Regions from separate parts of the Homo sapiens genome. Here region 2 is linked to region 1. A link is a loop called in an ENCODE intact Hi-C map of the cell type or tissue named here. Cell type or tissue: endothelial cell of umbilical vein. All regions are shown on one strand. Links, peaks and the distances in the headings refer to the core of each region. The heading gives the core; the rest is flanking DNA. Region 1 holds the start of NTRK2 (neurotrophic receptor tyrosine kinase 2). Region 2 overlaps NTRK2 (neurotrophic receptor tyrosine kinase 2).

Region 1 (16,406 bases), core at 3,942-11,941:
TAATATAGTGCTTGTGGGTCTTTAAGTACATGGCACCATGTAGTTAAAAAGTGCATGGCCATAAAACTGTTCTTTGCATGAACTGTGATTGTCAATTGCGTTGAACTGGGAACACTTGACTGTCACAATAAATATGGGCAGAGTAGCACTGAAACATCATACTATACTTGTTCATTGAAGCATAAGTAAACTTCTTTGTAACAACTGAAGTTCTTTTGTGATGTGGTACTGTAATAGACTTCCCAGTCTGCAGAAAGGAAAGACAAGAAGAAATGGAAAGAAATAACTTTCTTCTAAAGAAATAATATTGAAATTGTACACATCACCTCCACTTAAATTCTCTGGTAAAAACTTAGTCAAATGGCCACACCTTTACTTCAAAAGAAGTTGGGAAATATAGTTGTTGACTGGGTGCGATCAAGTGTTCTATTACTCAAGAGAAGAATGGGAGAATGGACACTGGGGTTGTGGGACAATTAACAGGATTAAGTAATTGATTAAGCCATAATAGTTAAACCTTGACAAAACAGGACAACACGGGAGCAGGTATGGGTATTGACCTAGACTACCAACATGAACTAAGAAAATAATCCGGAGCTGACCACGAAACCTCGTCAGATGGATGGCCTGCAACTTAGATTTAAGGATCACCCACATGCCCGTGACTCCAGTTTTCTGAGGCTCTGTTGAATTTTCTCCATATGCTCTTCCTTTTAGGTGTTCATAAAAACTTTATAAGTCTGTGTTGACTTAGTATGTGCTGTGTATGACTAAAAGTACAAAAGTGGAAGATTTGGACACAGAGAAGAAAGGAAGTGGGATGAAACCTTGGGTTTGGCTGTGGTTCAGAGTGACCAGGTAGCATACAGTTCACAGACCATCTTAGGCAGAGGTGGGGAAAAGTGAGACCTTTACTCAGAGTTGGAGGATGTTAGGTAGAAAACAGTAGGAAACTGTATAAACTTCAAAAGAGGATGTTGGGGTGACAGGGAGCAAGTGTGGTGCTAATCATGAATATCAGCCTTTGGTTCCATGTGACCTGTGTTGAGTCCTCCATGCTCAAATACTCCCTCTTTTATGGTTGCCATGGTACCTGAAATTCCTTTGGATTACATCTTTTTCCCAGTGTCCTCCACTAAAATACAGACATTCTTGGGAAAATGAAGTGTCTGATGATGAACATTATTTGGATTGTGAACATGCTTGTAGATTCTGTTCCTTCCACTGACGGGAAGGACTCTAGAAATAGGATAACACCGGATCTAAAGGGGAAGAGGCAACGCAAAGAGGAAAATTAGGCATGGTATGGGTAAGGAGGCTGTAAGTTCCAAATAAGTATTCACAGGTTTCCTGGTCTTTTCTCCTCTTACCTCAAACTACCTCTCTATTTCCTCTAAGTTACTAATGTCGTGATTTGGTGTAAATACTTCTCTGTTTTTCTCCATAGTCAAACAAAACATATTCACAAATACTGGCTTTCTTTGTAGGCTCAGACTACATATTGTCATGTGAGATGCATTATTAATATATTGTGGATATGCCTCCAAGTCAATCTATATGAAACTCTTTTTTTCTTTTTTTTTTTTTTTTGAGACTGAGTTTTGCTCTTGTTGCCCAGGCTGGAGTACAGTGGTGCGATCTCGGCTCACTGCAACCTCTGCCTTCTGGTTTCAAGCGATTCTCCTGCCTCAGCTTCCTGAGCAGCTGGGATTACAGGTGCCTGCCACCATCCCCAGCTAATTATATATTTTTAGTAGAGACGGGGTTTCTCCATGCTGGCCAGACTGGTCTCAAACTCCTGACCTCGTGGTCTGCCTGCCTCAGCCTCCCAAGGTGCTGGGACTACAGGCATGAGCCACCACACCCGGCCCTATAAAACTCATCTTTAATTAGGCATGTACTGATGTAAAGAATAGAAGTACAGATCTGTATTCACTTAATGATGGAGACACATTCTGAGAAAGATGTCAGGTGATTTTGTCGTTGTGTGAACATCACAGAGTACACTTACACAAACTTAGGTGGTAGAGTCTACTATACACCTCAAGTATACATTATGGCCTATTGTTTCCAGGATACAAACCTGTACACTACGTTGCTGTACTGAATATAATAAGTAATTATGGCACAATTGTGCGTATCTAAGCACAGAAAAGGTGCGGTAAAAAGAGAGTATAAAAATAAAAAATGGTACTCCTGTAAAGGGCATTTACCATGAATGGAGCTTGCAGGACTGGAAGTTGTTCTGGGTGAGTCAGTGAGTGAGTGGTGAATGGATATGAGGGCCTAAGACATTACTGTGCACCACTATAGACCCTATAAACACTGTACACTTAGGCTACATTACATTTACAAAACATTTTCCTACAATAATATATTAACCTTAGCTTCCTCTGTTTTACTTTATACATTTTCTAATTTTTTAACTTTTTGACTCTTTTGTAATAACACTTAGATTAAAACACAAATACATTTTTGTACAGCTATACAAAAATATTTGCTTTCTTTATATTCTTATTCTGTAAGCTTTTTTCTATTTTTAAAATGTATCATTTTTTAAACCTTTTTTGTTAAAAACGAACACACAAACATCTACATTAGCCTCAGCCTAGAGAGGGTCAGGATCATCAATATCACTGTCTTCCACTCCACATCTTGTCCCACTGGAAGATCTTCAGGGGCAATAACATTCATGTCATCTCTGATGATGATAATGCTTTCTGCTGGAATACTTCCTGAAGGATCTGCCTGAGGCGGTTTTACAGTTGACTTCTTTTTTTAGTAAGTAGAAGGCACTAAACATGGTGGCTCACACCTATAATCCCAGCACTTTGGGAGGCCGAGGCAGGCAGATCATGAGATCAGGAGATCAAGACCATCCTGGCTAACACGGTGAAACCCCATCTCTACTAAAATGCAAAAAATTAGCCAGGTGTGGTAGCACGCACCTGTAATCCCAGCTATTCGGGAGGCTGAGGCAGAGGAATCGCTTGAACCCGGGAGGCGGAGGTTGCAGTGAGCTGAGATGGGCCACTGCACTCCAGCCTGGGCAACAGAGTGAGACTCGGTCTCAAAAAACAAACAAATAAACAAACAACAAAAAAAATTAGAAGGAGTACACTATAAAGTAACAACAAAAGCTAAAGTATAGTAAATACATAAACCAGTAACATAGTCATTTATTATCATTATCAACAATTATAGATGTACTATACATAATTTTACACACTATACTTTTATACAAATGACAGTGTAGTAAGTTTGTTTACTCCAATGTTAACCACAAACAGGTGAGTAATCCCTTGCACTACAATATTAAAATGGCTACAATGTCACTAGAAGATAGAAAATTTTCAGCTCCATTATAATCTTATGGGCCCACCATGGTATATGTAGTCTATTGTCGATGGAAGCATCATAATGGGACACGTGACTGTATTATAATTTATTGACTTGTTCCACTATTAATGGACATTCAGGTCCTATTTTTAGGTATGGGCCACTGTGTCTTCTATTTATTAAATTATGGTTTCCCCAGACTTTTTCAAAGTGTAAAAGAAATTACAGAGTAGGTACTTCTAAAACTAGAACATTACAGAATCTGAGTTTATTTAAAAATCTCCAAACTTTATAATAGCATTCTAAAATTGGAGGTTCTAAAGGAACTCCAGCAGAACAAGAAGTTGATGATTGGAGGATCTAGGTCAGCATTTCTCTTTTGTTTTTAGAAACAACTTTATGGAGGTATAATTGCTAATAAGCTAAACATTTAATAAGTTGATCAGATCGAAACCATCACCACAATCCATCCATCATCATAAAGTTTCCTTGTGTCCTTTGTCATTGCTCCCTCTGGCTCCTCCCTGCCTACTTCTCTCTTTCCTCGCCAGCAGTCACTGAGTTATTTTCTGTCACAATCTATTTGTTTGCACTTTTTTTTTGCATTTTTGTTGCATTTTCTTGAGTTTTATGATCCCATACAGTATGTACTCCTTTTTATCTGATGTTTTCACTTAGCATAATTATTTTGAGATTCATGCATATGACTGCAAGCTTTGTTCATTTCTTTTCATTGCTGAGTAGCATTCTGTTGTATGGGTATGCCACAATCTGTGTATTCATTCGCCTGTCAATGAATATTTGGATTATTACAGTTTTTACATATAAAGATAAAGCTGCTATGAACACTCACGTTCAAGTCTTTGTATGGACATATGCTTTCCTTTCTTTTAGGTAAGTATATAGAAGTAGAATGGTTGGATCACCTGGTAAGTATACGTTTAACTTTTGAAGAAACTTCTGCATTTCCAAAGTGGCCATACAATTTTACACTCCCAGTAGCAGTGTATGAGAGTTCCAGTTGCTCCACATTCTGGTCAACACTTGGTATGGTCAGTTTTTAAAAATTGTAGCCATTCCATGGGTGGATCACGAGGTCAGCAGATTGAGACCATCCTGGCTAACACGGTGAAACCCGGTCTTTACTAAAAATACAAAAAATTAGCCCGGGTGCGGTGGCGGATGCCTGTAGTCCCAGCTACGTGGGAGGCTGAGGCAGGAGAATGGTGTGAACCCAGGAGGCGGAGCTTGCAGTGAGCCGAGATTGCCCCACTGCACTCGGGCCTGGGCAAAAGAGTGAGACTCCATCTCAAAAATAAATTAAATAAATAAATAAATAAATAAATTTTTAGCCATTCCAATTAGTGTGTAGCTATCTCATTGTGGTTTTAATTTGCATTTCCTCAATGACTAATGCTGTTGAGCATCTTTTCATGTGCTTACATGCCAACTGCATATTTTCTTTGGTAAAGTATATGTTCAACACATTTACACACTTTTAAAATGTTGTTTATTATTATTCAGTTTTGAGAGTTCTTTATATACTCTGATATGACTTTATCAAATGTTCAGATATTTCTTACATTTTGTGGCATTTTTTTTCATTCTATTAGTGGTATCTGTTGAAAAGCAGAAATTGTTAATCTTTATAAAATCCAATGTATCTATGTTTTTCTATTTATGGGCTGTGCTTTAATTCTAAGTATTTTGTATTTTTGATTGGCTATTGTAATTTGTAGTTTTTAAAAAATTAATTCATGATTGTTGCTAGTATATAGAAATATATCTGATTTGTAAATAGTTATCTTGTATTATGCAAACTTGATAATTCATTTATTAGTATAAGTAGCTTTTTCATAGATTCTATTAAATTTTCTATACAGGACTCAACGTTGTATGTTTTAAAAAAGAACAGTCTAATTCTTCTTTTCCAATCTGAATACCTTTTATTTCTCTTTTTTTGACTTATTGAACTAACTAAAATCTTCAATGCAATATTGAGTAGAAATGGTGAAAGTGGATTTCCTTGTCTTTTAACTGCTTTTTGGAAAAACATCCCCTACCCCCACTACACTTTCTAGACTCTGGTAACCCTCATTCTCCCTCTGCCTCCATGAGGTCAACCCTCTGCCCCCATGAGATCAACTTGGATTCATGAGACAAACTCCACTTACTCATGATGTTTTTGGATGTGCGATGTATTGTTGAAATCAATTTACTGAAATTTTGCTTAGAATGTTAGCACTGACATTAATAGGAACTGTTGTTTTCTTTTCTTGTAATGTTTTTGTATATCAGTATCAAGGTAATGCTGGCCTCATAAAATGAATTGGAAAGTATTTCTTCCTCTTCATTTTTCTAGAAGAGTGTGTATGAAATTGGTATTCTTTTTCCTTCATTGTTTTGTAGAATTCACCAATGAAGCCATCTGGGAGTGGAGTTTTCTTTGTGGAAAGTTTTAAACCAGACATTCAAGTTTTACAATAGATATAGGATTATTTAGGTAATCTGTTTCTTCTATAGTGAGTTTCATTGGCTTTTTATCTCTCATAGAATATGTTCATTACATTTAAGTTGTTAAATTTATTTGCATAAAGTTGTTCACAATATATCCATAGTATTTAATATCTATGAAATATTCAGTGTTTTAATTGCTCTCATTACTGTTATTGGTCCTTTGTGTTTTCTCTTTTTTATTTCTGATCAGTTGGACTAGCTGTTTTTATTGATCTTCACAAAGAACCAGCTCTTGATTTAATTAATTTTCTCTATTGGTTTTATGTTTTCTATTTCATTATTTTCCACTCTGCTCTGTATTATTTCTTCTCTTCTGCTTACCTCGTGTTTAATTTGTTCTTTTTTTCCCTCTGATTTCTTAAGGTGGAAGCTGAGGTCATTGGTTAGAGATCTTTCTTCTTTCCTGATACAGGAATTTAGTGCTATAAAATTCCCTCTAAAAACTGCTTTAGTTGTATCACACAAATTCTGATACATAGTGTTTTACATTTTCCTTTTGATTTGTTTTAACTCTATTCGCTTTAATCTTTTGCGTGCTTCTTTCTCTGGCCTCAGGTAGCTTTATTACCTGCATGTGTCAATCAGCACTATGCTGAATACTTGAGAGGAACCCTCTGCAGATGTCCATAGTTCTTTCTGGGCAATACTCTTCTCTTTGCTACTCTGTCTTGTGAACTCTGCACTCCTTGATTTCTCTTGAGCTAGTCTCCTCAACTTAGGTAGATGGCCTCTGCCTGGGTTCCTTCTCTCTGAACGATGACCTTCATTGTCTTATATCCATTGTCTTAACTTTAATATATTTTGTTCAGTGTTTTGGTCATATGATTGAGAGAACAAATCCGTTCCCTATTACTCCATTTTAATCAGAAGTTGGCAGTATTCTTGCTTATTTTTTTACAACTCAGTATTGGATGTTAAAATCAATGTATTGAGTTATTACATGCATTCAGAAATGAAATGGTGTAGAAGAGAAAAGGATATATTAGTTTATGTACTAAGGGTAAGTAAGTTTTGTATTATGACACTTCTTTTTTAGTTAGTATATGCCTTTATGTATGTGTTCATTGGGTTGTGATATAAAAGGCATTTCTTATTGTGGATCATGGTCAAAAGAGTTTGAGAAACATTGCTCTAGGTACATCATGGTTCAGTGCAGGTAGGAACCTGCAGCACTTAATTTCTATGCCTGCATTCAAGGGATCTAGAAAAAAGTCATCTCTATATTGTTCATCTGAAAAATGTTCATCATCTCTTACAAAGGTGTGATCTGAGAATCCTTGAAGTGATCTCTGGGACATATCTTATAGGTCTTAAAATCGAGGTAGATCCACAATTCTATCAGTTAAGAAATAGCTACTGATCACCAGTGTGTTCTAGACACTGTCCATGGAGGTGTTCAGTTACTAGCATGAATAAGTGGGAGGCCCTCTCTGGCCCAGTACTGAAGCCTATCTGGCTACTAAATGAGACAGAAAGTAAGGCAAGGTTTTAAGCAGTGCTAGGAGCACTCAGAACGCAAGGAAGATTTGAAATTGTGAAGGTGAGAAGGAGCGTGTCTGGGGGAATTATCCAGGTTCTTGCAGACTTAGAGGTTAAGAAAGTGAGATCTCCTTTATTTTATTTTATTTATTCATTAAAAATACACATATATTTTAACACCTACTATGTCCTTGAGAGATATCAATGAATAAAATAGATAAAAATCCCTGCCTTCATGGAGTGTACATTCTTCTGGGAGAAATTTTAAAAATATATATAATAAGTAAATTATCTGTCCAAAGGACAAACTGCTATGGTTGAAATAGTAGAGCAGAAGTAGGGTGATTAGAAGTAGGACCGCAAATCCTAATTTTAAGTGGGAGATAGTGGAATATATTTAGAATCCAACTATAATAGTAGCATATATTTACTCTAATAGAAACTCTACAAATATTCCAACATAATTAGACTCTTCTGGTGTACAAACCACCGTAAGACTGCCTATTCTCCATACCGCATTGACATGCTGCAGCCACTAGGGCGAAAATGGGCCGTTTCTTAGAAAAATGGGCTCAGAGTATGGGAGTGTGAGAGAAATGTGGGTGATTACGCACACACTCCTTCCTTCCCCAAGTGTTCCTCAGGGGCTTCTCCGCTTAAGGTTCACTGACAAGACAGGCGGAGTTTTACGTGCGTCTGAGACCAGGTCATTTTTGCCCTTGGCGTCTCTTCCTTGGCGCGTCCTCACCTAGTAGAGAATAGAGGCGCAGCTCAGGAGTAAACTTCAGCCTGGCCGTTCACCACTCGATGTGTGTTACAGCCGAGTGACAGTGGTGAGATAGACCTGCTGGCCTTGCTTTCGGGACCTGCAGCAAGATTTTTGGGTGCTGTCCAAGAATTCCCGCGGTTACACTCAGCGCCCAGGATCTGTACAAAAAAGCCCCAATAGATGTTTTACGTTCCCTTCGTAATATTTAACGCTTGGCCTAGATCCGAGCATTCACTCTAACGTTCGGTTTCTTGATCCTTCCCATCCCCAAACTCTGCGGGTAGATCAGTGACTATTACTATATTTTGAACGAGACTCCAACCCATTGCTCTCTCGAGAGAGAAGGATTGCCCGCCTTTTTCCCCCGGGCAGGAGCTCGGCGAGGCCAGGAGAGCCGCGCACCGGCCGGGCAGGGACGCGCAGGCGTCGGGCGCCGCTGGTTGCGCATCTGGCGCCAGAGCGCGCCCCCAGCGCTGTGCCCGCCGCGACCCGGGCCATGGGCTGGTGCTCCGGAGCGTGCCGGGCGCTCTCTCCCCGCGCGGGGGCACCAGAGCCCTCGGAAGTGTCAGGCACTGCGGTGTATTTTCCCCGTTCTCTTTTAAATGACTGCGGAAAAACAGATTCCGAGCCGCAAAAGGGAAGACGGATTCTCAGACAAGGCTTGCAAATGCCCCGCAGCCATCATTTAACTGCACCCGCAGAATAGTTACGGTTTGTCACCCGACCCTCCCGGATCGCCTAATTTGTCCCTAGTGAGACCCCGAGGCTCTGCCCGCGCCTGGCTTCTTCGTAGCTGGATGCATATCGTGCTCCGGGCAGCGCGGGCGCAGGGCACGCGTTCGCGCACACCCTAGCACACATGAACACGCGCAAGGTACGGCAGGGGAGCAAGGGCTTGGGATGCCCTACGTGGGGGTGGGCATCGCGGGGAGTGAATCCACGATCTGGGAATGGCTACATCCCGTCAGGTTAAAGGATGAGAGAAAATGACGCGGCGCCACACATCGGACAGGCCAGGGTGGCCACCGAGCATTTAGAATACGCATCAGGCGCGCTCCCTTCCCCTCACATGTCTCTATTTCCCGGGCGTGTGATGGCAGAAAACGGCAGGAAAAAGACCCACTTAGAGAGCTAGAATTGTGTTTGGAGACTCCCTTCCCTCTGCAAAAGCACCAACAGGAAGCCCCTCCAAAACCACCGATCCCCAAATAGGTGGCCCGGAATGGGGGCGGTGATCCTTGGTTACCAATGCAGAACACGTTTTGGTGTTTACAACATTTATTTATTTTTAGGATAGCTTGCCCTCCCTTTTAGGCAGGGTGGGAAAGGAGAACGCGGGGAGGGAGAAGGGAGGGAGGATTCCTATAATAAGAATCAGCGCATTTTTCAGAGCTGAACCAAGCACGGTTTCCATTTCAAAAAGGGAGACAGCCTCTACCGCGATTGTAGAAGAGACTGTGGTGTGAATTAGGGACCGGGAGGCGTCGAACGGAGGAACGGTTCATCTTAGAGGTACCTGGATGTAAATGCACACACACACACAGACACACACACGCACGCGCGTGCATGTCTACACGGCCAGGATGTGTGCGTGTGTGCGCGCGTGTGTGAACTCCCACATGCTGCTGCTGTCTGCTTCTGGCCAGTGGCACCGATGCCTCCCTCCTCCCTGCTCGCCCCCAGATTCCCCTCCCCTCCCTGGTGCTTTTGTCTGGAGGGTGTTATGGGTTTGTGTGTGTATGAGCGTGTGTGTGTTTTTGGATTTCAGACTAATTTTCTGGAGTTTCTGCCCCTGCTCTGCGTCAGCCCTCACGTCACTTCGCCAGCAGTAGCAGAGGCGGCGGCGGCGGCTCCCGGAATTGGGTTGGAGCAGGAGCCTCGCTGGCTGCTTCGCTCGCGCTCTACGCGCTCAGTCCCCGGCGGTAGCAGGAGCCTGGACCCAGGCGCCGCCGGCGGGCGTGAGGCGCCGGAGCCCGGGTGAGCAGCGCAGATAGTGCCCTCGGTCGCCTCGGCCCTCACTGTCTCCCCCTGGGGCGGCCTCGGCTACTCCCCAGGTGGGACGTGCCGCGCCACCTGCCCGCGCCACCGGCACCCAGCGGCCGTGGCGGATTCTGCAGCATCATTCGGGGGCCCCGTCGCGGAGCCAAAGCCGCCGGCAGTCTCCGCATTCCCCTTTAAAGGGTCCTTCGCCCGGCCTGTACCATGGAATCCTGTCTTGGGGACCCTTTCCCTACCTCCCCTCCCTTGGCCTCAGGCTCGAAGAGAGAGTGGGCACACTGGTGGCTCCAGCGGCGTCAGTGCCATCGCGGGGCAAGTTGATTCCTGGGCCGGAGCTGGGCACTCATCCATCCACAGTCTCCGGGCTGGGGTCGGGGTGGGGATGACGCGAGCAGAGAGGGAGAGTGCCCCAATTAGTGGTGTTGGGGGTCCTACGCTCAGTCTTACGCGTGTCTGTTTGTCCTCAGCCTCGAGGTGCATACCGGACCCCCATTCGCATCTAACAAGGAATCTGCGCCCCAGAGAGTCCCGGGAGCGCCGCCGGTCGGTGCCCGGCGCGCCGGGCCATGCAGCGACGGCCGCCGCGGAGCTCCGAGCAGCGGTAGCGCCCCCCTGTAAAGCGGTTCGCTATGCCGGGGCCACTGTGAACCCTGCCGCCTGCCGGAACACTCTTCGCTCCGGACCAGCTCAGCCTCTGATAAGCTGGACTCGGCACGCCCGCAACAAGCACCGAGGAGTTAAGAGAGCCGCAAGCGCAGGGAAGGCCTCCCCGCACGGGTGGGGGAAAGCGGCCGGTGCAGCGCGGGGACAGGCACTCGGGCTGGCACTGGCTGCTAGGGATGTCGTCCTGGATAAGGTGGCATGGACCCGCCATGGCGCGGCTCTGGGGCTTCTGCTGGCTGGTTGTGGGCTTCTGGAGGGCCGCTTTCGCCTGTCCCACGTCCTGCAAATGCAGTGCCTCTCGGATCTGGTGCAGCGACCCTTCTCCTGGCATCGTGGCATTTCCGAGATTGGAGCCTAACAGTGTAGATCCTGAGAACATCACCGAAATGTGAGTTCCTGGAGCTTTTCCTCCTTTTTCTCCTTGCCCCTAGGGCCCGAGCTGGCCAGGTGGGTAGGTCCTGGAAGTGAATGCTGTCCCAAGAGTGGGGAGAAGTCAAAGACAAGGGATGCAGGACAGGGTCATCTGTCAGTTACCTGCTGTTTCACTGGCTTGGGACTGCTAGTGCAGGGAGAAGTGTGACACTTTAGAATAAGTTTCAAATATAGATATACATATGCCGATTATATATTTATTCCTCGTGGGAAGGAACTCACTATGCTTTTTATATTTCAAAGCTCTGCTGGGTGTGCTTTAGGCTTTCAGTATGCACTAACTTAGTTTTGGGCATTTTTGTTTCATAAAGTGCTGTGTGTATGTTGTGTTAGAAGTTCCATTAATATTCACTAGAAAAGAGGTTAAAATAATTAACTTTCCCAAATCTGTTGAGGGAAGTGACAGTCTCTCCCTTAACATCTTTTTTGAGATTTAAGTTAACCAATTTCCCTTTTCATTTTATATATCGGATTTTGCTTAGGAGATGGCATCCAGAGATGGCCTTGAAAATGATCTGTAAGAGGAGAAGTTCTGAGTGTTGAAATGCACTCGCTCAAAAGAAAAAAATATGATAGTTGGAAGCCTAAAAGCCTGGTCTAATTTAATTTGGACTTGACTTCCCAGAGATATGATTTTGAGACCACTTGGATTATAACTCTTAATTGCCCATTGAATAATTTCCCAGGACTAGGTTGGATGATAAAGCACTGGGTAGAACTCTGATGAAGGCTGGCTTTAGCATTGGACCTCTGTGTCCCTGGAAATGTTTGAGCTTGTTGTGGCTTGAAGAAACAGAACTGTGTATTTCTATTCTCCTTTTCTGATGCTTTGTGACAAATGCATCACCAAGCAAGAACTTGCCAGTCCTTTCTCTAGCATTCCTGTGTCACCTCTACTGGACTGTTATTGTTATCATTTTTTTCCTGAAGGATGCTGTCATTCCATACATCTCATTAACATGAGATTTTATTCGTATACGTGGAAGATTGTAAGGCAAAGTTTCTCCCAGTTTTCCTTATTGTGTTTGATACTGAGATAGGCAGCCCTAAAGTGGGGCTTGGGCTGTGGCCTTCCGGTTGTCGAGTGCGCATGCATTTTTCCTTCCACAGAAAACATACAACCATGTTTCTGCCAACGTAGTTGACCAAGATAACCTGTTTTTTAATGTAAGTAAGAGACCTTCCTAGTCTCTGTTGCCTGTTCTGCTGCTGATGCTTATGGTGTAAGCCTCAGGCAAAAGGAAATGACAGCAGAGCAGAGGGGAATGTTCAGGCCTAGCATAGCTGAGATGTGTCGGGAGCAGCCAACTGTCGGGCTGAGTCCAGGGTGCTAGGATCTCTATCTTTTTGGCAAGGAGAGCAGGAGCCAAGAGCGGAGAGCAAGGGTGGATAGGGCCCCAACTGTGGTGGTCTTGGACTGGGCTGGTTGAGGCTTACCAGGCTGGTCCAAAGTCTGTGGCCTTTTGTCAGAATCTTTTTCATGAGATGGGGTGTCAGTAGTTAGATGGAGAAGGCCATATGGAATTCAGAGTGCTTCTGACTGTTTTGAGATTATGGGGAGTGCCTTCCACAGTCAGATATTGTTGTGTGTGTGTGGTGGTGCTTTTAAAATTCTGTTTTAGGTGATAGATGCATATAATGAAGAAAGAAAGAAGATAGGGCTGATCATTTTCACTTTGTTTTTCTGTTTGATAATTTTAAGGCCATGATCTGAGAAAAAGGAAATAAAACTATCTTTAAATCTAAAAAATTATTATTTCAGACCTTCCTGATCTTAGCTGCCTGATGTATATGAAATCAATTGATTTCAGCAGAGCTTTCTTATATCTGTCCTCACAATTGTTGTTGCTTCTTTTATATCTGATGGCAGGTTCCTATTTTCAGCTTTTTTAAAGTAGATTTTAAAAATATTTACAAAAGCATGTGTCATAGTTATTCATTCAATCGTGGCACTTCTAATTTCTACTCTAACTTTTTTCCCTTTTGATTTGAAAACCTCTTGGGGTTGTGGGATTGGAGAGGTATATAGGGCTAAGTGTTGAGAACAGGGAATTAGGTTAGTAATATTAGTCTGGCTGGGTAGATGTGAGTCCTGAGACAAAGTATGTTTCTCTGCTCTATCTCAGCTTTGTGTGAGCCCAGCCAGTTTGTGCCCCAGTGCCTTTGTCTGTAACTCGTATGACAATACTTCTTTGGAAAGTACTCCATATAATTATTTTGAATTCTGCTTTTTTGACCTAAAAATGACATCAGTGGATGCGCTTGTTTCACTCGCATCCTTATATGACACCATCTATGTTCTTTTTCTTACATATTAATATTTGCTTGCACAGCTTTTAAATTCTTGTCCAGTGGATACCAGCTACAGTTGGAACCAAATTATACATATTTTAAAACTTTGTTGTTAGGCCCAGTGGTATTCCTAAAATAACCTGTTGTAAAGTTCTGGTTTAGTGGTATGTAGCTGAAGTTACGTGCGTCTATTTTTTAAAAATAGAAATAATGTGGTGAATAAACTGTGATTAGCAACACACAACTTGCTGAAACAACGGTTTACCATATCATTCAAAAATGGTGTATCTTTTAGCATCTATATATTAAACCATCATGCCCTTAGGGTTCTAAGAACACAAATAGTGGGACATTAAAAAAAATGTGTAGATTAACCAAGAGGTAGGATCTTTTTGTTTTGTTTTGTTTTTACATGCATGCTTTCAGCTAAGCTGACATTTTGTCTTCAGAGTCATTGAACCTATTTTATTAAAAATCTTCCCATCACAGTACCTGTTTTATATTTTTTGCCCACTAATGTGACATAACTAGATCAATATCTATCTATAGGTATGTATCACGCCTGCTCAACATCACACTGCTAAGTGGCAGCTCCTGTTATTTGGAAATGGTTATACCACAGCAGTGTTAAAATGAATTTAAACGCAGTACCAATGTCACATGCAATGGAATTCAAGAGTGAAGCCTGTTGTTGGAATTATGTAACTGGCCGTTTAAATCCCAGTTGTATTAAGTGCCAAAGTGCATTGCAAAGGACAAGTTCTGTTTCACCCAAGTGGTAAAAGGCACAGTCAAAAGAAGTCGTGCATTTTTTTAGCTGTGGTAAAAAAAAAATACATAACCTAAAATGTACCATCTTACAGTTCAGTAGTGTTCTGTGTATCCATGTTGCTGTGGAAGGGCATGCATTTTTATGTTGCACGTGCTTTATGAAGACTAATAGGGATCTTTTTTTTGAATTTCTCCAGTGGTATTCTCTGATTTGGGGGTAATATTTGAGAACAGCCTTATATTTTTCCTCTTAGCACAACCTAAATAGAATTTGGAGCTTCTCCTATGACAGACTCTATGTGCAATTTATTGTTGGCCTGGTTAAGCAGCTGTAATGTTGTGTCATTAATACATTGATTTTGGCCCTCTTACTTTAATAAGCTTTGCCATTGCAATTAATTGTACTTAAAAAAAAATCCTGGCATTCACAAAGATTCAGTGAAAGGCATCAATTTTTATTACTCTGATGTTTACTTCTCAGCCCCTCCATTGGGGGTTTTAGAACTTTGGACTGTGTCTTATATGCATTTAAGAGCCATGTATTTAAATTTGGAGCACGGTTACATAAGCCACACTAGACTTGTTAATGAATAAGGCAGTCTAATTTACATCATTCATTATTTAATACAACTTGCAAGCTGGAGTTGAGAACATGCTGTCTTCATAGTGTAGGTATTTACAGACATCAGCTTGGCACAACTGTGTGGAGTCTTTTTAGTTTCATACCTTCAATCTCTGCAATATGGACACTTTTGTTACCCTGGGTAAAACAGTGGAAAAGCCTTGTGACCCTTTTGACCCTACTTTCTTCCACCTCCCCTTCCATCACCCATTATTTATACAGGAAAATGGGTTTGATTTTTTTCTTCTCTGAAAAGTGATATTTCCTTATGGGAATTCAGAATGCTGGAGTTAAGAGAAGAGCCTGGGCTGTATGTTATTACAAGCAAGTATTGGGAAGTTGAAGCAATGTGGTCCCAGTTCCCTAGTGTGGAGTTTAGGTCTGTTTAAGGTCTCTCACTGTTTCTATCCCATAAACCTCTGTTTGTGTCTGCTTCAATATTCCCTTATAAAGGTGTTTTCTAAGCTGAAGAGTTGGCTGAACAGCTGAGAGTTGAGGTCTCTTTCTCCCTAGTAATATTCTGTATGATCTCTTTGACTATATCTAGGTCATAGGAGTATAAAAACTAGTGTTTTTGTTTAGCTGGGGAAGGGGAATTGAATTTCTTTTCTCTTCTCCTTTCTTTCTTTCTTTCCTTTTTTTTTTTTTTTTTTTTTTTTTTTGCCTTGAGTGTTAAGCAAGTGCATCCAGTTTTAACTCATTGGTCATCTTGCCTGCTAGGGAAAAAAACATTATCAAACCATTATTGAATACCATAAACTGGCCTTATCCCTCTGGCTAACTTTACCACTTCTCTAGAGAGTTTCTTGTAGGTTCAAAAGCTATAGCGTAGGATGTGACATGAAAGACCTGCCCCTTGGAACAATGCCAATTTTTAGTTGCTTCTGATGCCTGTAATCAATAGGAGGATTTGGGGGAGAGACTATTGAAGCATGGCAAAGTTTTTACTTGTTTGATGTGTGTTTGTGAGAGAGAGAGAGAAAGATAGAGGGAAGAAAAAAAACCCTGAATCTTGGATTATTTATGGTTGATCAATCATTTTTATAGTCTACTTGGTTGAGCTATTTTAAAACAAATCCCACCTCAAGCCTCAAATGGCAAAGATCTGAGCTCCACTGTGGCCTGATAATTTTAGCTCACATTTGATTGCTGATCAATCTCCATTAGAAAAGTAAAGGTCCCATATAACTGGGTGCCTTCTCACCACTTACTTTGCTCTCTGGGGTGTCCAAAGGACTGGGAAGTTATAAATATTGATCTGGGAGATGGATGAGTGAATGTGCTCAAAGTTACAAAAATCTTGCAAAGAAAAGCAATGTGTAGATACTAAGTTTATTCCTTATGTGTTTCAAAAAATAAAAATAAAAAAGCATATCATGGAAAGCTGAAGTCAGGAGACCTGGAACTTCATCCCAATGTCACCACTACCCAGTCACTACCCAGTTACCTGATCTTGAAGCAGCCTTTTAATGTTTCTGGGCCTCAGCTTGTCACATGTAAACTGAGGGCTTTGGATTTGATGCT
Region 2 (16,406 bases), core at 3,023-11,022, 110 kb after region 1:
TGGATTTGAGAATAAAAGCATCTTTTTTTTCCCCTTTCACTTCAAAAAGAACACTTAACACTCTTTCTCTTTTTTCAATTGAGTCCCTACTCTGTGCTTGGTTTTGTGCTAAGTGCTTTATGCATACAATCTCTCAACTCCTCAACATGTCTCTGTGAGATATGCATCATCATCTTCGTTTTGTAACTGAGGACATTGAGACTCAGGGAGATTTTGCTGATCTGCCAAGGTTTGTGGCTCCTAACGTCAAGTCTGCCTCAGGACAGTCATGTCCTAACTACTGTGCCTTCCTGCCCTCCCCTATGGCCTGGTTTCATTTCTTCCTTTGTTTATTCTCCTGTGACCCTCTCTGTCTAAATATTTTCTTTCTCTCCCTCATTCATTTGGCAAATGTCATCTATTGAGATGGCAAACATACCCAGACTGCTGGGCAGTCACTGGGAGGGGATATTCAGGCTTCAATGGAGGGGACTGGACCCATATTGAGTTCTGAAACATGGACAAAGTCAGAAACGAGGGCCAATGGCCTTGTCTCCAAGAGTGGTTTTCAGTGAGATGGATGCTGCCCCGGCCAGTTTTCAAGGGACACAGATTGACCTCACTTCTGAATCTCAACAGACAGGATGGAGAGGGGTCTCCATGTCTGGCACTTCATGTACTTTGTCTCGCTTAGTTTTATCCATGGAAACATTTGGTAGATGTCATTGACCCTTTCTGCACATAAAGAACTGGAGGCTCAGAGAGGTTATGTGACTTGCCCAAAGCTGCAAGGCTGTTCCAGGTGGTACTGATTTCAACACACAGCTCATTTCCAGAATCCAAAATCTTAGTGCTGGAGCTGTCATTCTCAAAGTGGATCCCTTAGAACACTAGCATTGGGGAAAAGGCTGGTTTCTGTAGTCCAGTGTAGCAAATGGAGCTTTCCATAGCCCGTCTTGGAGAAACACATTCTGCGTCAGCATATTATAGGGTCCATAGGAATCTTTTAATTCTATTTAAACCAGATTCACAAAGTGTATTTAACCACAGAAATCTTTTCAAAAGAAATAGTCACTAACATAATGAGAAACTAGCGCATGGAATAATGACATACACCTTACTGTCTCCCCAGTTGTAATTTTGGTAGAGAGAGGATGAAGAGAGAGAGGTTAGGAAGGAAAAAAGAAGACAAAAAGAAAAAAAGACAGTGGTGGAAGGAAAAGGGACACAGGAGGTACTCAAATATTTCACAATAAAATTCTAAAATACCTTGTCAGTTTTTCTTTTATTTCCGAGCCTTCTTTCTTGTGCTTTTCAAATTGGTACACAAATGTTTCCCTAAGTATATAAGATGAGATAGAAAGATTAATCTCTTTGGGCTGATGACAGTCTTAAATAATGGTCCATGAGGCTGAGAGAGGCCGTCTGTGCAGGTGACCAAGCCCTAACACCAAGATGTGGGAGCTGAGAGGTGGCATAGGGCCTGGGCCTAGAGGCACCTGCTCCTCTCCCTCATTGCCCAGAGAGAATTGAATCTGCTTTCCTTGGCTCCCACAGCAAGGAGGTGACAGAGCGGGGACAACTCCAGCCTCTTGACTCCCAGCCCAGTGTGTTTTTCCCTGCAGCACATTTATTTTTTTTCAGAGTCTGTCTTATGCTCACATATTATTTTCCCTGTTATGCTTAGCCCATCAGCATTTGCTTAGCCAGAGATATTGCCAGCAACATAAACCATAAAGATTGTAATTTGCCTGGTTTATTGCTTGCTACAGTCCACAGACTCTTGGCGTAACCTAGGACGGGCTTCTCCTGCATATTTCTTTTGCTCTTGGTTCTTTGAATAGAATGTGTATATAATTTGGAATCAAGACAAATTTATAATCAATATTGATATTTTTCTCTTATAAATATGCATATATTCCTAATCAGATATTTAAATGGACTTCCTGGGTTGTTATGGATATTTTTATTAAACATTTTATAGTTTATGCAGATATAAGAGTGACAATATGTATACAGTTTATATTTAGTTGCTGTTAGACCCTTGCTCTCAAAATGTGGTCCTTGGACCAATATCACTTAGGAACTTTTTCAAAATACAGATCTGGGGCCTCATCCCAGACCTACTGAATTCAAATCTGAATTTTAATGAAATTCTCAGGTGATTTATATGCTCTTTAAAATTTGAGAAGCCCTGATCTAGAGTACACAAAAAACATTAAGGCCAGTCTTCGTTTTGTTCATGCCCATTTTTCCCAGTTGCACATTTATATCTTTGACAGAGTGCAACAGCTCTGCACTTTTCATCTTAGAAACTTCATTGTGGGCTGTTTTCTACATTATTACCTAAGAGAGTATCTATAAAGCATCTCTGAGGCACACAGTTGGTACCTGTCTATCTATCCAACTAGATGGATAGATAGGTAGGTAGAGAGATAGATATAGATATAAATATAAATATAAATATAGATACAGACTGTTTAAAAGCTTTGTTATTTATTTATTTATTTTTTCTTTTGAGACAGAGTCTCACTCTGTCGCCCAGGCTGGAGTGCAGCAGCATGATCTCAGCTCACTGCAACCTCTGCCTCCCAGGTTCAAGCGATTCTTATGCCTCAGTCTCCTGAGTAGCTGAGATTACAGGCATGTGCCACCACACCCAGCTAATTTTTATATTTTTAGTAGAGATGGAGTTTCACCATGTTGGCCAGGCTGGTGTCGAACTCCTGACCTCAAGTGATCCGCCCACCTTGGCTTCCCAATGTGCTGGGATTACAGGTGTGAGCCACCATGTCTGGCCTGTTTCTTAAAAGCTTTATTAAAAACTATGAAATGTCTAAGATCTTACCCTACTTTCAAGCTAACAAGTTAGCCTGCCATGATTTCATAGATGATGGCAGAAGACATGAGATTTTGGGGTCAGAGACAGAGGACTCTATTACTTTTACACAGCATGTGGCATGAACAGCATATTTGTATCAATTCTCTCTTCCAAAACCCCATGAGTGTGAGGCAGGTGGGACCCAATGGATGCCTGCACATTCTCTGGATTGTGTTATAGGAGAGGAACCCTGAATTTAGGGAATCTGAATCTTTTAAAATGGACAGTAATTATGCCTGCTCTTTGTTTTGGAGACACTTTATTTTGGAAGGCTGTTCACTATACAAACATCTTTGAAAAGATAATCCAAAACAAAGGGCAGTCAGTACCTTTCTTTGTGAGATATACAGAAGTGCTAGAGAGAACTGTCTCCTCCTAATAGGTATTAGAACATCTTTATCATTGGGTTTTAGGACCAATAAATATTTTCTGGTGGCCATGGAAGATATATTTCCTAATACCTAGATTGTACTCATGGTTGTTTCTATCAGAAACTTTGAGGGGAAACTTCCAGTCTGGGCATTCAGTTAAGCCCCTTACAGGAAAAGAGAAGTTATAGAAAGGAAACAAGTGGGGTTGTGCATCATAAATAGTAGAGTCACTGGTAGCTCTTCCTAGTGTTGGTTGTCCCATTTTAGTACAGAACCTCCTCTTATTCTCAAGATGAGAGATGTGACACCGTTCAGAGAACTCTGGAGAAACTCTAACGGATGTTTACAAGATTGGAAAATAGTAGTAGGAAGAAAAGCAGAGATAAATTGGGGTTAATAATCATTTTCTAATACAGTAGTCTTGTTGTCCCTAAATGGGTTATCATGCAAAACAGTTAATTTCCCTTTGCTCTGGGTGTCCACAAAGAGCCTGAAACTTTCAGAAATATTGTAGAACAGATTTCTTCTTTGACTCAGAGTGTTTCTCAGCTCTCAAAGAACAAGAGAGTTTGGAGAAGGAAAAACGAATAGTTTTACACAGCATATGACAATAGTATGCTGAGAAATGTTCAGGAACTAGTACTCAAGGATACAGTGGGGTTGGGGTCCTAATTTGTAATGTTTGCTGATTTCCGCGGTGTAAACATTCCCACCATGAAGTCAGCCAGCTCAAAAAAGTCCTGAAAATTAGACAAAGAAGTACGAGCTGTCTCTAGCAAGCCATTGCAAAACAGTCATAATTAGCAATTTTTCGACAGTAAAGGTAGTTTGATCATGCAAGAGGTTTGTTTGTAGAAACTCTTTTTTGCAAGACCTTTTAAAATAATATATGTTCTCTTTGCCCCCGGTGATTCAAGCTAGATTTACCTTAAGGTAGGATGACAGCCTACATGATCTTTTGAAGTTCGTTTCAACAGTGCAATTTGATTTTTCGAAAAAGCTTTCCTGTCTGGTGCAGTGGCTCACGCCTGTAATGTCAACATTTTGGGAGGCAGAAGCGGGTGGACTGCTTGAGCTCAGGAGTTCGAGACCAGCCTGGGCAAAATGACAAAGCGCTGTCCCTACAAAAAGTTACAAAAATTAGCCCAGAGTGGTGGCGGGCACCTGTCGTCCCAGCTACTTAGGGGACTGGGGTGAGAGAATCGCTTGAGCCTGGGAGGCAGAGGTTGCAGAGAGCCGAGATCATACCACTGTACTCCATCCTGGGTGACAGATTAAGACCCTGTCTAAATAAACAAAAACAAAAACAAAGCCTTCCTTAAATTGTGGGTTTAACTAGCTGATTTGCTTCCTTTAAATAAATTGGCCACCAGCTCAGCTTATTTCTCTCCTATGGAAGGGCCTGTAGGTGCAGTCTGATTGTCACTGATATTTTTAGAGAAGCAGGAGGTTATTCAGACTTAACCAACCAGTGATGATTCCTTATACTTGGGTTATATGTAGAACCGTAGTGAATTACAACTTTGGACACAAGGTGCCTGCATCGTTGGTTGGACTGAGATCATGGTAAATCTTCTCTGCACTAATGAGGCTTTGTGCCTCTTCAAGAGACTTACCCTGGAATTCCCTCTGGGCTCAGTTTGGCTGTCGATTCTGTAAAGTCCCTCTCTGGAGGGCTCTATTGCTGTGTTGACAGCAACATTTTCCCAGAGAATATAACAGTGGCCCACACACTGCAGCTTCAGTGAAGCTCATGATGAGTAAGCCTCCCTCCTGCCTGAACTGTGCAGTTCCCGCTGGTGGACTGTGCCTTCACGGACACCGTGCAATGTCCCTATCTTCTGGTGTGTCCGTGCCTGTCATGTGGAGTTTGATACAGTGGACTGATTTCTTCTCTGCTGTGTCCTCTCCCTCCTCAATGTTGAGGGATATGTGGAGAGAGCAAACTTGCTGCACTTAGCCCACCCCAGTGAGATGCCCTTTTCATAGCCTTAACAGGCTGGTCTTTTCTTCTCCCAGCATTTAACAGAAGGGAGGACCTCGACTTTAATGCAGATTTGAGTGCCTCCTTCCCTCTCCCTTGGGTAATATTGATTAGAAGGCTTCAATTACTTATTTATCAGATTTATAAAATGCTTATCTTGCCAAGGTCTCTGGGCACATGGACAAGAGTAAAAATAAACAACAAGCAATAATAATAATAAAAATCCACCAAACATAGGTGCTCATTCTGAAGGCTCTACATGAATGCCATTGGAAGCCTGGTGACATTGATTTAGAGCTTCCATTACCACTTGACTTTTTTTTTCTTTTCTTTTTATAAAACACACCCACGTCCAAGGGGGCTTGTTCTCCTGCATAAAGCAAATGCATTAACAAGCAAAGAGATGGAACACATAGATTTGCTGTTGAGGCTAAGGCCAAATTGCAAAGAACTCATATGCCATGTTGCAGAGATCAGTTTCCAACCCCCTCATCTTTTCTTTTGTGGTGAAGGCAAAAATAGAAGTGAATCTTAAAAGAGGGCTTTGTATTGTCTGTCCCAAATTTTTGTCTAGACACACTGAGACAAATTAGCTTCAAAAGAGTTTTCTTGTTCTGCAAAAGGGGCAGAATTCTCTGAGGAGGGTGTGCTATGTCATGCCGTAGGGTTGCTGCACCTTTTTTTGTTTTTTTGACACTGACACAAGAACATCACAGTAGTTGTGGGTTGTTTAAAGGCTTAGCTGTGTGCTGATGATATTGTTTCTCCTCAACTGTTCAAGATCAAGAAGGTGAGGCATTTAATTAGATCAGAAAAGAGTGAGCAAGTTTGAAGAACTTTTCTCAACGTGTCAGATCTGAAATCTTAATTCCATGCTGGACTTTCTCTCTGGAGAAGCCTCCTTCTGTATTCCTGTTTACTTCTGATAAGAGTAAACAAATGGTAGAAATGCTAAAAGGGAACCAAGATACTCTGGACCACCAACACGTCCAGCATTAACAACCCACACCACTAGTGGGTCAGGTTAGCATTTCTGGCAGCTAGCCTTTATGATTAGAAAATAAGGCATTATAATGGGACTCTGCGGTTTTTTTTTTCCTTAAAAATCTGGTTTTGATTATTAACACTCTTGCCATTAGGGAACATTTGGTCTGAGCTACGTGTTAGAGTTCCACCAGTACAAGGGAAGAAAAAAAACCTGAGCTATCCCCTTAAAACAGTTGTCATACTATGAACCCCAGGCTCAATCTGACCAGTTGTTTGTTTTTGTAAATAAAGTTTTATTGGAATACAGCCCCATTCATTCATTTATGGATTATCTATGGCTGCTTTCATGGTACAGCAGCAGAGTTGAGTAGCTGTGACAGAGACCTTATGTCTCAGAAAACCTAAAATGTTTACTCTCTGGCCCTTCACAGAAAAGGTTTGCTGACCCCTGCCTTAATGGAACACATAAGCAAAATATCTAATGAAATAACCATCCACCTCCCGGACTTCCACATATTTTGTAATAGGTTGTGGAGATGGGGATCTTGCCCGGTTCAGCTTCTCTGTTTTAGTCAGGCCAGTCCCTAAATCAACGTAGGCAGATGCACAAGCAGTGAGATGGGAGCAGAAGTTCAAACTTAGGGGAATACCAAGGTCCAGCTCTGCGCAACTTTACCTTAAGAGTCTGTGATTCCCTCTGTGTACACTTCCATTTCATATACTAACATGGGTACTGTGTAAAAAGAGAAAGAGACACCTTCAAAGCTACCATCAGGGGTAGCGAATGGTGCTAGACCTCACTGGTCCATAGTTCCTACTTGATTAGGTCTCAGTTAAGAGCTAGTATATTAGATGGTTATACATGGAAACATAGGTGGATGTTTTTTCCTCTCTAAAAGAAAGCTATGAGCTATGAAGTTTTCTGGCTTGGATGGGTCAGTGATAATTTCAGGGGTATGGCAGACTTTGTGATATTTTCTTGGGAAGTAAAAGAAAAAAGGTATGGTTCTGATAAATATTCTGTCAGGAATTCTATATTTGAGTCTTTTTTTTGTTATAACATCACACTAATTTTTTTTATACAAAAGACTGTCAGGGTTCAGGGTGCAAAAGGGTAAATGTGCAGTCTTTGTATGTTCCATTGTCTTTTCTTCCTCTCTTCATAACTTTTGCAGAGAAGGCCAGCCTTGTTTGTATGTTCCGGTGTCCAAACCTTATGTGTACAAAGTAACTGTGTGGTTCAGTCAGAAGAAAGGTGATAGGAGTTTTGAGAAACTGGCATTTTGAAAAAGGGCAATTCCTGCCTCTGTAGGAGTCTTAGTACTTTTAGGATGTCTTAGGAGAACATACAACTGAACACCACCTCTAAAATTAATTTCTACTTACAGCTGAGTGTTTTTATGTATATGTTTTGTTGACGCTTCTTAAGAGTTCATAACATTCTCTGGTATATCATACTTTTCAGATCATAAGTATACTTTTTTCTTACTCATATAATAACTTTTCATATATACAAACATCTAATTCAAGAATTACCCATTAAAGACCTAGCCTTTTTTGCTTCCCGTTGAAAATGTGAATTTTGAGATTAATAAATAATGTATTTTAGTCATTTCAGTATAACATTCTTAACTTTGCCGGTTAAAAACAATACCTATTTTCAATGAGATGAATGCCCCCTGGTGGAAACAGTGGCAAATATTTGCACTGATTTGGGGGGCCCACAGACAACAAGAACAAGCATATCAAGTGTAATGATGGAACAATGTAGGCATATAATTGACATAGCTTAGAGAGTGTCTTTAGTTTTTTAAGTCTATACTTCATTTAAATGCAGTAAATAGAAGATAACATCAAATTGGGAGGGTCAAAACATTCAACAAGGAACTAACTAAACCCTTATTATGGCAATTTCTCTAGCGTCTTTCTTTTCAGCTTGGGAATCTCTTAGCTAGTAAAGTCATTTATATCAAGGCTCTTCGTAACGATTTTTTAATGGAGGAATTTTCAATAATACCTTGGAGGGTGTTCTAAAACTAAATAGTTGTATAAGAGAGAATTGCTTAAAGGATTATAAGATGGCCTCCAAGAAAACACACACACACACACACACACACACACACAAACACACACACCCACAAACAAACACGTCAGTGGGTGAGAGGAGCAGGTTTTGGGATTTAAGCTTCACCAATGACAACTTTATGTTGTTTGTCTCGTTAACTGCCAGACAATCCATCTCTGGTTCCATAGGGAATGCTTACCAAGCCAGGCATGTGAGCTTGCCAGGACTCATGTTTTTATAGAAAGCTTTATTTTGGAAATTTCTAATCTGAACATACTTGAAATCTAATTCTCAGAAAACTTTGGAAAACCATTTAAAAGGAAGCAGGAAAAGGGAAAAGCAAAAGTGAAGTATGAGGCTGTATCCCCTCTATAGGAAACGGAACTGTGAAGAAGCAGAGGTTGCTGGCACGTTCTGCGGCTCTCCCCTCTGCCCCGTCATACCTAGCTTTGCTGTGGCTGTCGCTCTAGCAGAAAAGCTGTGGTATTTTTTCTGCCTCTGCAATTTTCCCACTTGGATGGAGCCTTTGGAAATGAAAAAAACAAATAATCAAGAGCCATCTTGTATTGAAAGCTGATGTTCTGCATACTTAATGGGCTGAATCACCCTTTCCCTTTTCAGATATGGCTCATGTCCATTAAGCCGTGGATATGGCTGATAAATACCATTGTACTTGTCATATCACCAAGTGCCACATTTTCCGAGGCAGTGACGTTTCTTTACCTCAGCATTTGTGAGAGATTGCACTCTGGAGTATAACGGTTCAGGCTGAAGTTGTCTATTAACTTGAAAGGACTTAGAGATATGTTAATGGCTGGGTGGGAACTCAGTTCTTTAGAAATTCTTCTTAAACCAGTACCTTTCATCAAGTCACGATGCTTAATCTTATGTTATCCGTGGCTTATGTCCTGAAGTGGGTGGGAAATGGGGCTTGACTTCCCCAAATGTAAGAAGTGTAATATACAATACTTCTCACATATGAGAGATCAAGAGAAACTACTGAAGCTTCCAGTAGATATTCCAGAACTTGTTTCTTTGATAAGAAATAGGCTGTTCTCCTACTGTGAATGTCCTCTCGCTGTCCCACCTCCCAGCATGAGAGACCCCTAAAATATAATGCAACAAATGCTCTTAATGACATTGCCTCTCACAGATGTTTATTTAGAAGAACTGTGAAGGGTGACCTGTGAAGGGACATTTTGTGTGTCTAGGGATTGACTTTCCCTTCTTGACAGTGCTCTTTATCACAATGTATTTTTGTATCTGTATCACATTTTTGTGTCTGTATTGCAATGTATATTTTGTTGAAATGGTTTTGGACTCTAAACAGGGTTACCCAGCTTGATCACTCACGTTCTTTACTTGACTTGGCTCTGAATAATTCTCAGACATTTCCTGAGTCAGATTCATCCCTGAAGGGTTAGTATCTACTGTCAGGGATTTCAACTTAATTTTATTCACTTTCAGATATGTGTCTGTATCAGGCATTGGGTTAGATGGTCCTATTTCCCAGGGAATGACACTTTGGAGGGAAAATGTGAAGTCAGTGGATACTTTAAATAGAGTTTGAAAGGTGCCTAGAAAATGGTCCTCAGAGATGGGCATTGAAGGAGGCTTTGGGATTTGCAGAGTGTGAGAGTTGGGGAAAGAGCATGGAGAAGAGAGAGGGATGGATTCCAGGTAGAAATTTTATGTCCCAAGATGTGAAAGTGTAAGAAAATGTGTGGCATTCATACATTTGCTAGGAGTCTGGTTTGGCTTGAGCAGAGAACGGGGGTAGAGAATTGGGAGAAGAGACTGCTGGGTTGTGGGGGCAGGGCATGAAGGGGGCTAGGGAGTTGACAGTATGGACAGAATTTATCCCAAAGACTTCGCATGGAGGAGTACCCTAATTAAGTGTATGCTATAGAAAGAAGACTTGGCAGCATGAGGAGATGGAGGTTGGAAGACTGGGGTGTGATGGGAGGTGGGACTGCCACTGGGTTAGATCAAGTTCAAATAACTCAGTCTAATATTAGCAGGCTGTAAAGGTAAGATTAGAAAATGAATCCCAAAAATGTTGTGGGCAAAGGCAGCAAGGTTGAAAGAAGCTGTATGGCCTGAGGGAAAGGCAGAGGGGAGTCAGATGAGTCTGAGTTCAAAACCTAGCACTGCCGGTTACTAGTTGTATGACCTCCAATAGTCTCACCTGTCTTTAAATTTTTTAAATTGAGAAATAATAATTGTGCATATTTATGAGATACATAGTGATGCGTGATACAAATAATGCATAGTGATCAGATCAGCATATCCATCATCTCAAATATTTATCATTTCTTCATAGTGGGAATGTTCAATATCTTCCTCCCAGCTATTTGAAACTGTATGTTATTGTTAACTCTAGTTCCAGTCCTCACCTTTCTTTGCTGGCTTTCCATCTTCTGGACAATGGGAATGGTACTCTTTCTTCATGGTGCTGTGGTGGAAGTGAAATTAGATTATGCATGTTACAGGGGTAGAGTTTGATAGTCACTCTTTGAGGACACATGAGTGTGCCTGTGTACATTTGGGTACGTGTATGAAGAAAGGAGAGACAGAGGACCTCCATTCAGACATCGATTTTCTCTGTGCTTATTTAAAACTCTTCATTCACATGCTGCACACTCAACAAATACTTATTTAGTGGTACACACATGCAAGGTGCCAGCTAAGGACTCTGTTCCCTTTAGTGACATCTCCTGAGGGGGTGAGGGCAGAAGATGTTTAATAAATTAATGTTGGTCAACTAATTCATGCCCACATATGATGACAAAAGTGTCTAATAGCCAGTACAAGTCAAAATACTAGAAAACCATCCATCTGAGTTATTAACATTTTAATTTAGATCAATAGGGAAAAATAAGTCCTTAGGGGGTTTATTTATATCCTTAGTGAGTGTTTTTTTCTTCTCGCAATTTAGTTTCCTTGAGAACTGAACATTTATAAAGTGTTTTTGGTGAACCCATTTATACAGTAGAATTCATTTTCTCTAGGAGGTTGGGAACTACAGAGAGAAACCAGAGAGTCATAAATTCTATTTAATTCAAGTTCATGCATTTCACTAGAGAAAGCACCTTCTTTATCCTCTTATTGTACTTCCCCTGAGACCTCTGAACAGATGATGTTAGCAGTGATTTAAAAATGCAAATCATATCACAGAAGTCCTTTAAAGGATTGTTCCTCACTCCTCCTCCCACCCTCCATCACACAGGCCCTTAAACAACAGGAATGGTAAATTCAAAACCAAAACTTGCGTCATAGGTAAAAACCAACTATTTGCTGAAATAGGCTGTACCAGTCTGGCTATTTTGATCACCCATGATAGTTGGAAGACAGAGGATCTATATTCTAAATCTGATGAATGTATTTACTATTCACATTACATGTTTGAGGTGAGCCTGCTATATGTACATGTGGAGAAAGAAGTGTGGTTATAAGGCAAAATAAATAGTAGCCCTTGCAGTCAAGTGGCTTCCGTGGATCAAGAGCTCGTATAACTCATTTTCCAGAAGAAGGGCAGATGCATTGCAGTGGGAGTTCATAGAGAAAGATTACTCTTGGCTCATGCTATTGAGATACTTTTATGGAGGAATTAGTTTCAAGTTGTGCCTCGAAAATATTGGCCTGTAGAATCTTCCAGTTTGAGAAGTCCCTAATTACACAGTGTTTATGGGCATGATTTTTAATTGTGTACTGCACCTTATTTCTTCCTATGAGATTTTTATTCATTCTTTAATAACTCACACTACATTTGAAAACTGTTCTTGGGAGGTATTTAAGAAGAGTTGTGGGACTAACTCTTCTTAAAACATAAATTTTGAGAGTCAGGGATGGCTAGTCATTGTGGACAAAGGATGAACTGAGGTTCTTTCATTCCCAGCCAAGCTGGTGACTTGCACACAAGCGCCATGCTATCAGAGCCTCTCCCCAGGCAGTGTGCACCAGAATTTATTGCAACCTCAGTGTGAAAGGAACTGAGAAATCCTTTGGCAACATGACCTGGGAATTCCAAAAGTCGCCCATGCCTTTGTATAAAACCAAGGAAACCAGAGCACATTCAGCCACTGTATGAGCCTGCAGTCCCTTATGCTGATCCCTGCCAATCCCATCTCATCTGAGCCTCACATTCCCACAGTCCCCTGAAGCTTAATCAAGTTGGTAAAATTTATGTGTGTTCCTTAGAATAACCATCACAACAATTATTGCTATTATTTATGGAGCACTTGCTTGTTTCTAAGCATGTTTCCATGCACTTTGCATGCATTATCCCATGTAATACCCTAAACAACCTCATGAGTTAAACAATGAGACTGAGATACGAAGAGGTGCAGTAACCTACCTGGCCTCACCTGTGTGTAGGGGGTGAGTGGCAATACCAGGATCCAAGCCTAGGCTTACAAATTTGCAGCGATCTTCAAGATTATTATTTATTTTAATTATTCATTTCTCTTTGTTCTTGTTGTTATTTTGATCCATCTGTCTCTACTTCTGGTTCCTTTTTGCTGTTTTTCTCCAAAATAGGATATGTTGTTTTCTTTATCTCAGTAGACATCTTTTAATTATTTTAGCCTAATAATACTTAAGGGGGAAAAACAAAAACCCTACGAAAAGAAAAGTATTATCTTAAAACTTAAATAGGTTCAGTGGGAAAAAATCTTGGTTCAGAGGAAGGCTTTATGTTGCACATGTTTGAATTATGGACTTACCGCTCCCAGTGGCCACCACGTGTGTGTGCTTGCAAACTCATTTTTTGCTTTGAGAAACTGTGGACATGTAAGAGTGAAGGTGGCAGCTCTACTACAAAGAATTTTGCATGAGTGATCCTGAAAAATATGTCGAAAATCCACTCTCGATTTTCATCTTTTTAAATTGACATTTTATTGTCCTTGAACCAAGAAAGAAGCCATTCTGTTTCTCTGCTGGTTAGACTTTTGGAAGCTTGAAATGGTGCTATCAAAGACAATGCAGATTAAAAAAAATGACCAGTCAGGTGGGCGCGGTGGCTCACACCTATAATCCCAGCACTTTGGGAGGTGGAGGCGGATGGATCACCAGAGGTCAGGAGTTCAAGATCAGCCTGACCAACATGGTGAAACCCCGTCTCTACTAAAAATACAAAAATTGGCCAGGCGTGGTGGCAGGCACCTATAATCCCAGCTACGTGGGAGGCTGAGGCAGGAGAATCGCTTGAACTTGGGAGGTGGAGGTTGCAGTGAGCTGAGATCACACCACTGCACTCCAGCCTGGGCGACAAGAGGAAAACTCCGTCTAAAACAAACAAACAAACAAACAAAACAAACAAACAAACAAACAAAAAACAGGCACAAAATAATCTCCTGGGTAGCAACAGAGACAACTAAACAAGGTCAACTCAGTAGACTCTAGACCCGGGGGACATGGGTTCTAGACTGAGTTAATCACTGGCTCTTTATTCATCCATAAAATTAGGATGACATGAACTGATCCCTCACTTATTCAGGGTACCAGGTCATGGCGAAATGCTGCTGCATAAACAGTAATGACTCTGTCAATGGAGGTGTCTTAGTAAACTCTCTATATTCTTTCTCATCTCATCTTCTCAAATATTAGAAGTCAGGCAAAACCCTCATTTTCAGTTCTAATGTTCACCTTATTAGCTATGTGACCTATGGTGAATTTCTTAATATCTCAAAGCAAAATAAGTATTTCTTCAATTGCAAAAATAAATGGTGATAATAATAGCTCCTACTGTATAGAGTTGTTGTGAGGATTAAATAAGGGACTATCTATAAATCCCTTGGTATGGTGGGCAATATAGTGTATGGAGAGGTGATCTAACTTACCAGTGAAGAGCAGGACTATGGAGACAGACTTCTCGAGTTTGAATGCTAGCTCCAGCATTTACCAAATCTGTGGCCTTGGTCATGTTATTCACCTTTCTGTGCCTCAGTTTCGCACCTCTAAAAGGGCATAATCACAATGCTACTTATAAGGCTATTATGAGGATTAAATGAATTAATATATGATAAGCACTTAGAAGAAAGCTAAAAAGCTTGGCATATGGTTTGTGCCATGTATCAGGTATTACTATGGTACATAATAAGCATAAGAGTAACATCCAATAAGTATATTATCATCATCACGATCATCATTATGTTATTACGTTGTAATTATTGATCTTGGCGATCCAAAGCAAAGTGACTCATGGAGAATAGTTATACTTAGTAGGGACATGAAAATGAAATTTTAAAAATTGGGAAAATAGGAGGAAAATGAAAATGAAATTAACAAAAAAGTATAAATTCAGTAGATGCAGATCAGAGTCATTGAACCAGCCTGTCATTTCTCAAACATGAGCTAAGTGCTGGGACTATAGAGAGGAGAAGGTCATCTTTGAGAAGCACCTGGTGAGTTTGCTGAAAAGCAAACATCAGAGGGCAATGTGACATGTTGTGTCATCAATGTCTATCTGAGGGGTTCAGATGGGGGCTCTTCCACCCCAGTCCTAGAGACCAGAGCTTGCTTTATGTAGAAGAAGCCACTTGAACTTGGATGTAGAGGCCAAGAGTCTCCCAGGCAGAACAGTGGGACAGGAAATTCTGTGCAGAGGTTTGAGTGTGTGGGATGAGCTCAAGGTGGGGTGTTCTGTGGGAACAGCGTCCTGGATGATGGAGACACAGCATGCATGAGGAGGGGGAGCAAATGGCAGAGTGGGTGGGGGAATTCGAGAGGTGGCCTGGGATGGGCCTAAAGTGGATGTTAGGTAGAAGAGGGCTTCCTCAGCTTTGCGAGCTACCTTGAGTTTGGTGCAGGGTTCCACTCCTCCCAGACCAGGTGGCTACCTCCCAGGCAGTGAGAAACAAGGAATTAGAACACAGCCCACACCCATCCATTAGGAAGTCATTAGCCTAGAGGTAAGTAGCGCATCCTCTACTTTGGCTCTGCTGCGTGCTCACCAGAGCCAAAGCTTCCGCTTGTTAGCTGGGAAGGGCATAGAGAAAAAGCCATTGAGAAATTGCTTTTAAGGGCTTTGTGGTGGCCATTGAGAGGGTATTTCAGAGGAGTGGCAAAGCAGAAAAGCCAGCTCTCAAACCAAGTTGAAGAACAGCTAGGTTCTGATTTGCCAAGAGCTGAGGTATCTGCCTCTCATTCAATGGCACGCAGGGGGAGAGAAGAAACAGTGAGGCTAACAGGGACACACAGAGAGGCTACTGCCTGTCCTCAGGTATGGCTGGAAGAGATGATAACACCACAGATTGGCCTCAATTCAAGCAGGTTGTGAAATGGCTGAGCTGCTGGGGAACAGCCAGAAGCCTCGGTGAGGTGTACTGAATTAATTGTATCTGCTCCAGATCTTGAGAGCCCAGAGCCAATTGTCCAGAGCCTTTGCCTTCAAGAGTTGGAAGGCAGAATGTGCTCTGCTGACCTGGCCCTCAGAGGCAGCTGCCTACCTGTCCACCAGCGGAAAACACCGAGGCTCAAGGTTTGGTTAGCAAAGAAAGACAAGTTTGAATGTTAGACCTGGAAAGGGGAGTCCAAGGCTGCCTAGGACAGCTTCCTTGGGGAAGCTGAGGCCCAGCGTGACCCATGGACTTGTTAAAATCAGCCTGGAGTAAATAGCAGACCTAAATCCAGAAGAACTGGATTTTCCTGATGCTGCACATGTTTCACTATATGCGTCTCTGCAGCCTTATCCATTCTCCCTTAGCCCCTCTCTCTGGTGCCCTTTTTTGCCCTCTGGCCGCAGAGATTGTCAGTCAAATCTACCTTAACCCTAAGCTTTCTGATCCCTTTTCTATCTTCCTACCCATAAGAGCATTTCCTGCTCTTTTCTCAGAGCCTTATTTGGTGATTGGTAACTAAACAGCTTAAGTGCTAGGGTGGCAATGTAGTGGATGTAGGGGATATGACATTCTATTCCTCCTGGGCAATACATTTGCCTTTTACAAGATACCTTCTCGCTGGATTTTCGTTCAAATGTTCCACTTATTCTCCTGTCTACATTCCAAACTCTATGGTATTGACTGGTGATGAAGGGAGGTGATTTGAGAAGGGACATTTTTTAGTACGGACATCCTCCTCAGTGCATAGACAGACTCTTGGTCTGGGAATCTAAGTGGTCTATATGCCAGTACTCTCTCA

Evidence for each region. A loop is a pair of places that touch in the nucleus more often than their neighbours do. Peaks named below come from ENCODE experiments on the same cell type or tissue, not always from the same donor. Only the 100,000 strongest peaks of a DNase experiment are listed, where the experiment ranks them.
Region 2: a loop joins it to region 1, with 6 times the contacts of the local background. A loop is called at or near these places in 6 of 110 quality-filtered maps.

What each region holds. Positions count from the first base shown.
Region 1 is chr9:84,659,808-84,676,213 of GRCh38, forward strand. NTRK2 (neurotrophic receptor tyrosine kinase 2) reads left to right here and starts at 9,922. Exons shown (of 19, transcript NM_006180.6): 1 at 9,922-10,081; 2 at 10,570-11,153. The coding sequence starts at 10,942. RefSeq lists a silencer at 8,447-8,666. In endothelial cell of umbilical vein, for the core only: CTCF peaks have their summits at 7,858, 8,058 and 8,632; a DNase peak (open chromatin) is centred at 8,654; H3K4me3 peaks cover 704 bases; H3K27me3 peaks cover 2,569 bases.
Region 2 is chr9:84,773,743-84,790,148 of GRCh38, forward strand. The region is part of intron 12 of NTRK2 (neurotrophic receptor tyrosine kinase 2); the gene reads left to right. Among named protein-coding and RNA genes, the nearest start is that of NTRK2, 110 kb to the left of the region's middle. In endothelial cell of umbilical vein, for the core only: a CTCF peak has its summit at 7,911 (motif pointing left); a DNase peak (open chromatin) is centred at 8,899; H3K27ac peaks cover 1,114 bases.